Linked DNA regions of Homo sapiens: region 2 is linked to region 1. A link is a loop called in an ENCODE intact Hi-C map of the cell type or tissue named here. Cell type or tissue: Calu3. All regions are shown on one strand. Each heading gives the region's core, and the rest is flanking DNA. Links, peaks and the distances in the headings are about the cores only.

Region 1 (4,398 bases), core at 278-4,277:
AGCTGAGAACCACCAACATAGAGCTTTGAATGCAAGAGTAAGACTTTAGCTTTTATTTTGTTGGCAGTGATAAATCAAAGGACATAATAAAAGATTACAGAAAATTAATCACACTGCAGTTGTGTAAATCTTTCTGGCTCCAAATCTCTCCTCCTTCAAAGAGACAAAACTGTATCTATTCCTTGCTGCAGAAAAGAAACTGTTGCTATCTATGCAGACAGACAGGAAAGTGTGGCAGAGTCCAGCACACTAGCAAGAGAGCCAGGTCACACTTGCAACTCTTCCTGAGAAGAGACTTACCTCATTAATACCCATCCATAAACATTACACAATGGATCTTCATGGGTACTATGATATCTTTACTTCTATATATTATAATAATTAGCACTTGTACAACATTTTCTTAATCTTCAAAATGTTTTTAGAAACACTAATATTTTACAACACTTTGCATCCTTATTCAAAATATCCTTTGACTCAACCCTGTTGTAAATATTAGTCCTAGATTCAGAGACTCTCATATTCAAATACAGAATAACAGATATAATTCTCAATTAACCTGGATCAGCACTAAAACACTTGTATTTTTCCATTCATTAAGATTATTATTAGTCTCAATGGCTGGTCTCCGATGAAAGAATCTGTTAATTTACAGAATAATCTAGATCAGGCTATTTATAGTAAAAAAAAAAAAAAAGACTTGGCCGGGCGCAGTGGCTCATGCCTCTAATCCCAGCACTTTGGGAGGCCAAAGCTGGTGGATCACGAGGTCAAGAGATCGAGACCATCCTGGCTAACACGGTGAAACCCCATCTCTACTAAAAATACAAAAAATTAGCCGGGCGTGGTGGCAGGGGCCTGTAGTCCCAGCTACTCAGGAGGCTGAGGCAGGAGAATGGCGTGAACCCAGGAGGCGGAGCTTGCAGTGAGCCGAGATCGCGCCACTGCACTCCAGCCTGGGCGACAGAGCAAGACCCCGTCTCAAAAAAAAAAAAAAAAAAAAAGGAAAAAAAAGACTCATTAACCCCTCAATTAAGTATTGCCAGTAATGTGTGGTCCCTTAACATACCATCTCTGAGATCCACTGTTTAACCATTTTTCTTATTCACAACAGCCACGTAGAAATCTCCACACATAATCTCCCACCCAACAAACTACGAATCTTCTCTTCCCTCCACCTGTATGCACTTTCAGGTGAACAAATGTATGCGTGCTTAACATCACAGGCTTTATTAAGGGTCAGGGGATATGCACCAAAGTGTCAATCTGTAACTCAACAGGATAAACAGACTGTATAAGCACAGTGGAAGGAGTTTTAAGTTCAGGTAAAAGTAGAGGAATCTGAGATTAAGGATCATAGTAAATGTGAGCGGGATGAATTTACAGACAGGAGAGATTTGGCGAAAATACTTAGTGAACCTTTATGTTTAAGAATACATTCATAAGTTAAGTATGCATCCTGAGAATGGGGCAGTGGGCTCGAGGTGTTAATTATTAACCCTTCTTCCCCATTCAAATCACTTTTCATTTACCACTTTAGGTTCACAGTTAGTGCTATCAAAAGGTTTATACACTCTTCAAAAGGAAATATTAATATAAACAAAAATATACACAAAAGTTATAATTGTATATTTAAATACAGTTATAGAAACTTATTAAAGAAGCCAGGCGTCGTGGTTCACGCCTGCAATCCCAGCACTTTGGGAGGCTAATGCAGGTGGATCACTTGAGACCAAGAGTTTGAGACCAGCCTCAAACTGTATTAATAAAAATACAAAAATTAGCCAGGTGTGGTGATACGCGCCTGTAGTTCCAGCTACATGGGAGGCTGAGGTAGGAGAATCGCTTGAACCCATGAGGTGGAGGTTGCAGTGAGCCAAGATCACGCCACTGCTCTTTGGCATGGGCAACAGAGCAAGACCCTGTCTCAATAAAAAATTTAAAAAGAAACTTATTAAAGATACCTACTTTAAAATTCCAGTATAACTTGGCATAAAGAAATAGTTATCCGATAAAATTAATGAAGGGGTAGTCTCAACATCCTTACTTCCACAAATCACGTTACTTATATTTTTCCCTTCAAAAAGAAAAAAAACTTAGCTCTTTTCTCTCAATTGTTTGCTTTGCAGGCCAAACATCAGCAGTGACTCCTCTGCACAGAATGCTTTTCTTGGCACTGAAACCCCTCAGTCTACTTTAAGCCTAACTTCCTACAACTGCCTCTAAACAAGGCCAAGAGGAAGCATTACTTTTGCTTTTCTAATGTTTCTTTAGAGCCCCAGCATTCTTCCTCTACAACTAGAGGCAAGCAGAGAGAAAACTGCAGCTCCTCAGCACCCTGATACCGCCCGACTTTGTTCTTTATCTAACTGATTCCTTCTTCTTGGAAGAACTCATTCTTGATCCTTCCCACGAGACATCTGAAATTATTCTGTATACACTGGTCAAGTTGAAACTGAATAATTAGCTGCCAGTGGCCACAGCACATGTCCTCACCAATGTCCATGTTTTCACTACTTCCAATGTAAAGTCCAAGTTTATACCAGAATCAATTCTCTTCAAACAAGATTTGGAAATGATATTTAACCTGGTTTCATCACAAATAATGTTACTCACTTCAAATCTGGCCTATGATAGCTACAGAGTTGATTGGTAGGTCAACATTTGAAATATAACGCCATTAACAGTGAATACGAACCCCTCTATCAAGACACTAAGATGAAAAGATAAACAGGTAATATTTGTTGAGATGATAAGACAGAAGAAACTTGTGATTTTAACCCCACTCAAATAGAAGCCCTCCAGGGAATGTCCTCCTTCAGTAAGGGACATGATGATCCCTTTCTCAGCCTTCTCTGCATGATTCATTTCCATAGCCCTATCATTTTACAGTCTGACAATAAACTATGCATATGACTTCTAAAAAGAGTTATTATCCAACACTGAGAAAACACCATTATTAGCTCTGTGCCAAGCTAAGCAGACAATGAGTCACCCTGAATAAACGCTGTTATGTTTTAACATGCAGGTACCTTCTGAAGCCTCTGAAGTCCCCACCTGTTCCCTGTGGATGGGAAATCATTCGTTTCAGTTCAATAAGGTCTCAAATTCTGTCTTTCAATATTTAAAACTAACCAAATCTGGATGACGTTTCTAGCTTTACACTATCTAGTAGGAGTTTGCTATTCAAATTAATACTTTTGAAAACAAGACTACGGGTAGTATTTTGTACTTAACACAAGCTGTTTCTATCTCTTTAGCAAATGATTGTGGATGCTGCCAACCACAAATTTCTCACACGGAAACAAACTTCAACTTCAGAAACACTATTACCAGTCCGATTATCATATGTAGCTAAACGTAATAAGAGCATCTCTCTTTGATTTTCAAAAACTCGCATTCTGCCAATTAATCTTAATTTACAAAACTTCACAGTGAATGGATGTTGCAATAATCAACTGCAAATCAAGAATCCATTTGGCAAATGTCAAACAGCTTTAATCAAGTAAAATCAACTTAGAATATTATTCAATTTTATCACAATCAGAATGCCTGCTGCTTTTCATTTCAATCTTATAAACATTTATAAATAATCTAGCATTATACTAATTGAGGAATGAAAGAAATATAAAGCAGAATCTCTGCTCTCACGGACATCCATTCCATTTTGAACACTTATGAAGCAGTTTACAACCTTATGTAATTAAAGGCCAAAATAATAATATAAACAAGAACTGTAAGTCATCAAAAGGATGAAAATGGGATTGGTGATAATAAGGCAGGCTACATGGTAGGTAAAAACTTGGGTTGAGGCCGGGTGCAGTGGCTCAAGCCTGTAATCCTAGCACTTTGAGAGGCCGAGGTGGGCAGATCAGGAGGTCAGGAGTTTGAGACCAGCCTGACCAACATGGTGAAACCCCATCTCTACTAAAAATACAAAAATTAGCCAGGCGTGGTGGTACACACCTGTAATCCCAGCTACTCAGGAGGCTGAGGCAGAAGAATCACTTGAACCCGGGAGGCGGAGGTTGCAGTGAGCTGAGATCGCGCCACTGCACTCCAGCCTGGGCGACAGAGTGAGACTCTGTCTCAAAAAAAATAATAAAAAAAAAATCTGGGTTGAATTCTCAGAAATAGAAAAGATTTGGACAGAACAAAAGGAGACTGGGTAATCCCAGACAGATGTGGGAGCTGAGGGGGAACAAAACGCATGGCATCTGTCTGGGGAAAATGAGCATGTCATATTGGAAAAGAAGAGCGTCTCCAGGAGCGTAATTAGAGGTTGGTGTGGGCAGGGAGGTAAGCAGTGTTATCATTAAACCAACGGAGGAGTGTGAGCTTAATTCAAAACCACAGGGATTCTCTGAAGGTTTCTGAAGTGGGAAGTTACATGATGAA
Region 2 (4,398 bases), core at 107-4,106, 220 kb after region 1:
GAGGAATGAGAAATAGAGGAAACAGAAAACAAAAAAACAAAAAGGCAAACTCACCTATCAACAATTACTTTAAATATAAATGGTGTAAACACACAAATTAAAAGGCAAGGATTGGCAGCATGGGCCAAAAAAAAAAAAATTCTAAACTATGCAGTTTACAAGAAATTCATTTACAGTTTCAAGGTGTCTTTAAAATTAAACATGCACTTACCACACAACCCAGCAACAGCACTTTCTGTACATTTATCCCAGAGAATGGAAAATGTATGCCCATACAAAAACATTTACACAAATGTTCATAGAAGTTTTATTTTTAATAGCCAAAGCCTGGAAACAATTCAGATATCATGCAACGGATAAACAGTTAGAAACGGTCGCACGTCCATGTCAAAGAATACTACTCGGCAATAAAAAAGAATGAACTATGAACACAATAACTTGGAGGACTCTCCAGAGACATACAATGAATGGGGGCTGCGGGGGGAGCCAATCCCAGATGGTTACATACTCTATGATTCCATTAAACACTTGAAATGACAAAATTATAGAAATGTAGGACGGACTAGTATAAGGAAGGGGGGCAAGGGGTACTAGGGAAGTACATGTGGTTTTAAAAGGGGAACACAAGGGATATTTGTTGAAAGTATTCTGTATCTTGTGTGGTGGTAGGTACATGAATCTATACACGTGATAAAACCACATAGCACCCTATACACACATACACACACCCCGGTACCAGTAAAACCAGGTGGATTATATCAGAAACAATATTCTCGCTGTGACACTGCACTATGGTTTTGTACAATGTTACCATTAGGAGAATCTGCATAAAAGGTTACTTCCTACAACTGCTTATGGCTTACATTTTTCTGTTGTACTTTAATTTTCTATAGTGAGCAATGGACAGCTGTTGTTTATTCCTGGCCAATATCCATTCCCTCTTCTTCTGCAAAGAATGCTCAATTTTGGCTGGGCATGGTGGCTCATGCCTGTAATCCCAGCACTTTGGAAGGCTGAGGTGGGCAGATCACTTGAGGCCAGGAGTTTGAGATCGGCCTGACCAACACAGTGAAACCCCATCTCTATTAAAAATACAAAAAATTAGCTGGGCGTGGTAGCGTGCGCCTGTAATCTCAGTTACTCAGGTGGCTGAGGCAGGAAAATTGTTTGAACTCAGGAGGCAGAGGTTGCAGTGAGCTGAGATTGCACCACTGCACTCCAGCCTGGGCAACAGAGCAAGACCCTGTCTCAAAAAAAAAAAAGCTTAATTTTGCTTTGGGGAACTATGCCCTCCCCTACTGGAAATAGTCTTGGTAAGACTGTCCATCAAGATATCTCACCATCCCTGGGCACTGGGCCAACCAAGTTCACTCTTCCCTTAAAGTTTAACCTTGAGCAGAGTAGACAATGACTAATTTAGCCCAGCTGCAGTGTCTTGATGAGACTATGCATTAGTTCTATCTACCTGATCTCTGAAGCTGCCTTCCTTCTCCTAATTTCAGAGCCCGTTTCTTGCCTTTGAGTCTGAGTCTTGCCTCTGCTCCCATATTCTTTAAATAAATCTTGTTTTGCTTAAGTTATTCACATTTGGTTCCTATCATTTGCACTTAAAGAACCCAATCAATGACCAGGCGCAGTGGCTCACGCTTGTAATCCCAGCACTTTGGGAGGCCAAGGCGGGCAGATCACTTGAGGTCAGGAAGTCAAGACCAGCCTGGCCAGCATGGTAAAACCCCGTCTCTACTAAAAATACAAAAAGTAGCCGGGGTTGGTGGCAGGCACCTGTAATCCCAGCTACAAGGGAGGCTGAAACAGAAGAATCACTTGAACCTGGGAGGCAGAGGTTGCAGTGAGCCGAGACCATGCCACTCCACTCCAGCTTGGGTGACAGAGTGAGACTCTGTCTCCAAAAAAATAAATAAATAAATAAGAACAAATCAAATACATGCTCCCTTCAAACAAACATAACACAAAACAAAATATACCTATTTTATTTTTTAATTATAATTTTAACTTTGTAAGACCTTAATTAAGCTTTCATCCACAAACTCTTGCTTACAATAAACAGGTTCTTACAAATGAACTTAATGGACTACAAATATAACTAGAGTTAAAAAGACTAACTACGCTCTAATTATAACCCAAGCATGCCATGTCCAAGTAACATGAAAATACATGGGCATGACTGTTGCCCTCAAGTCTCACAGGCAATACGACTGTTGCCCTCAGGTCTCACAGGCGTGTAACACGGGAACTGCTATAGTGGAGGTGAATCTAAAAGGCCATGCCCACACACAAAAAGTCAATTCAGTAAAGGATCCAGACTGATTTTTAACCCATTCTGCCCTGGTTTTAAGTATCATGCCCCTAAAGGATTTACCAATTTTTTTTTTTTTAGACGGAGTCTTGCTGTGTTGCCCAGGCTAGAGTGCAGTGGCATGATCTCGGCTCACTGCAACCTCCACCTTGTGGGTTCAAGCAATTCTCCTGTCTCAGCCTCCCGAGTAGCTGGGATTACGGGCGCCGGCCACCACACCCAGCTAATTTTTGGATTTTTTAGTAGAGATGCAGTTTCACCATATTGGTCAGGCTAGTCTCGAACTCCTGACCTCAAGTGATCCACCCACCTCGGCCTCTCAAAGTGCTGGGATTACCAGGTGTGAGCCACCATGCCCAGCCGATTTACCAATATTTTATCTAAATTAAGAGCACAAACATACATTTTCAATCTTACAGCCATAAAGCAAATGTTAATATACATGTTTCCAGTCTACTAAATACTTTCATTATTACTCTGCAGAATACTTGGCATCCCAACGCTTTTATAAGTCAAATGTTGATTTTAATAAACCTTAATGTAGATCGGATTTCTAAACTTATGATCAAACAATAATTACAAACTGCAAGAACCAAACAAAGCACACTTAACGAATAAACACTAACATAATAATATCGATATTACTTAGTTTCTGGACTAATTATTTAGTTTTATAAAGTAAAACTCATGCATCCAAAGGTAAGTTCAATTAAATTTATAAAAGTGTGCTTTATAATTGCATAATACTTCTTTAGAATAAAGTAATACTTCTTACCTTCTGGAGTTGGAATGCAGTGCAGGAAAATGAAAGAAGGAAAAAAAAAGCTTTTAATTTTTCTTACAAAGCAACAATAAAACCAAAAATTAAACTGTCCCTTCCCATCCCAGCAATATCCACAATTCCCCAAATTAGTAACCCCCTCATTAATTTCTTCATTAAAATTTATAAATTAGCCAAAAATATCATATCAAAATGTCTAAAGATAAACAAATTTAGCTAAACAGTCTAAACTACTTCAGAAAACAGTTGCAGTAATTTGATTATGTAACAGAGTAAAACTGTTAGGGCATTTAAATGTGGATACAATGAATACTTCCCATTCTTTAATATTCTTCCCATGCATTTCAATTTCAAGGAGCCATCATAACGCCATCAGCTGTGGACTTAAGGTTTATTAGCTTCCCTGTGATACATAATGGAGCTCTTATGGATCTGAATTACAATGGATAAGAATACTCTTTTCTGTCAATATCCAAGCATTTTGTTGTCATTTTTTTCATTACTAATCCTTCTTGACATCCCTACCAGGTTTGTGGGCTTGAAAGCAGATTGCAACTAACAGATAGGGAAGATGGCTGGGCACAGTGCCTCATGCCGAGGCCAAAGCAGGATTGCTTGAGCCCAAGAATTCAAGATGAGCCTGAGCAACATAGTGAGACCTCATCTCTACAAAAAATATTTTTAAAATGTTTAAAAAGAAAAAGAGGAGGAAGATGCAGGCTTAACCACAAAGGAATCCTCCAACCTTAGATATATTATCAATACAAATAATGTTCTTCATTCTAAAACTAAGCTCTTTCTAATGAAATCACTTCAAGGCAATTCAGCTTGGCAAATAATCAAATGATCTACTCTGCAGGGATAAGGATTTCTGCTGAAAAGTAGTAGAGAATATTGACTTTATTTCCCTTGCTATATACACTTTTGCATGTGGAGAGATATGGGAAAAAAAATAGGTGCTCTGATTGGTTTTTAGTATAAAGTAAGCTAAAACATATAACCTTAAATACTGTATGAAAGAGATTATTTTCTTCATAAACAAATTAGTACTAATCAGATGTCATTAGGACTCCCCCAGACAGAGGTAAAATCTCAGTCTCTAAAATGTTTATTGAGCATAATCTTTGCTGGGTGGTTCCCAGAGTTCTTTACAATCTAGGCAGTTGGCCACACTCATTCATTAGCTATATAACTTACTCACCTATACTAATCTTATAGTGTGAAAGATTCAAACTCACCACAATTACTAATTATATATCATGAACCCTTGGGATCACTCATGAATGGTCTAATTCATAAA

What was found. A loop is a pair of places that touch in the nucleus more often than their neighbours do. Peaks named below come from ENCODE experiments on the same cell type or tissue, not always from the same donor. Only the 100,000 strongest peaks of a DNase experiment are listed, where the experiment ranks them.
Region 2: it touches region 1 in a loop (2.2-fold over the local background); 1 of 110 quality-filtered maps calls a loop at or near these places.

What each region holds. Positions count from the first base shown.
Region 1 is chr2:25,615,949-25,620,346 of GRCh38, forward strand. The region is part of intron 4 of DTNB (dystrobrevin beta); the gene reads right to left. Among named protein-coding and RNA genes, the nearest start is that of DTNB, 55 kb to the right of the region's middle. In Calu3, for the core only: no CTCF peak of the experiment used is centred there; a DNase peak (open chromatin) is centred at 2,173.
Region 2 is chr2:25,832,446-25,836,843 of GRCh38, forward strand. ASXL2 (ASXL transcriptional regulator 2) reads right to left here. Exons shown (of 13, transcript NM_018263.6): 3 at 3,093-3,095. Among named protein-coding and RNA genes, the nearest start is that of ASXL2, 44 kb to the right of the region's middle. In Calu3, for the core only: no CTCF peak of the experiment used is centred there; no DNase peak of the experiment used is centred there.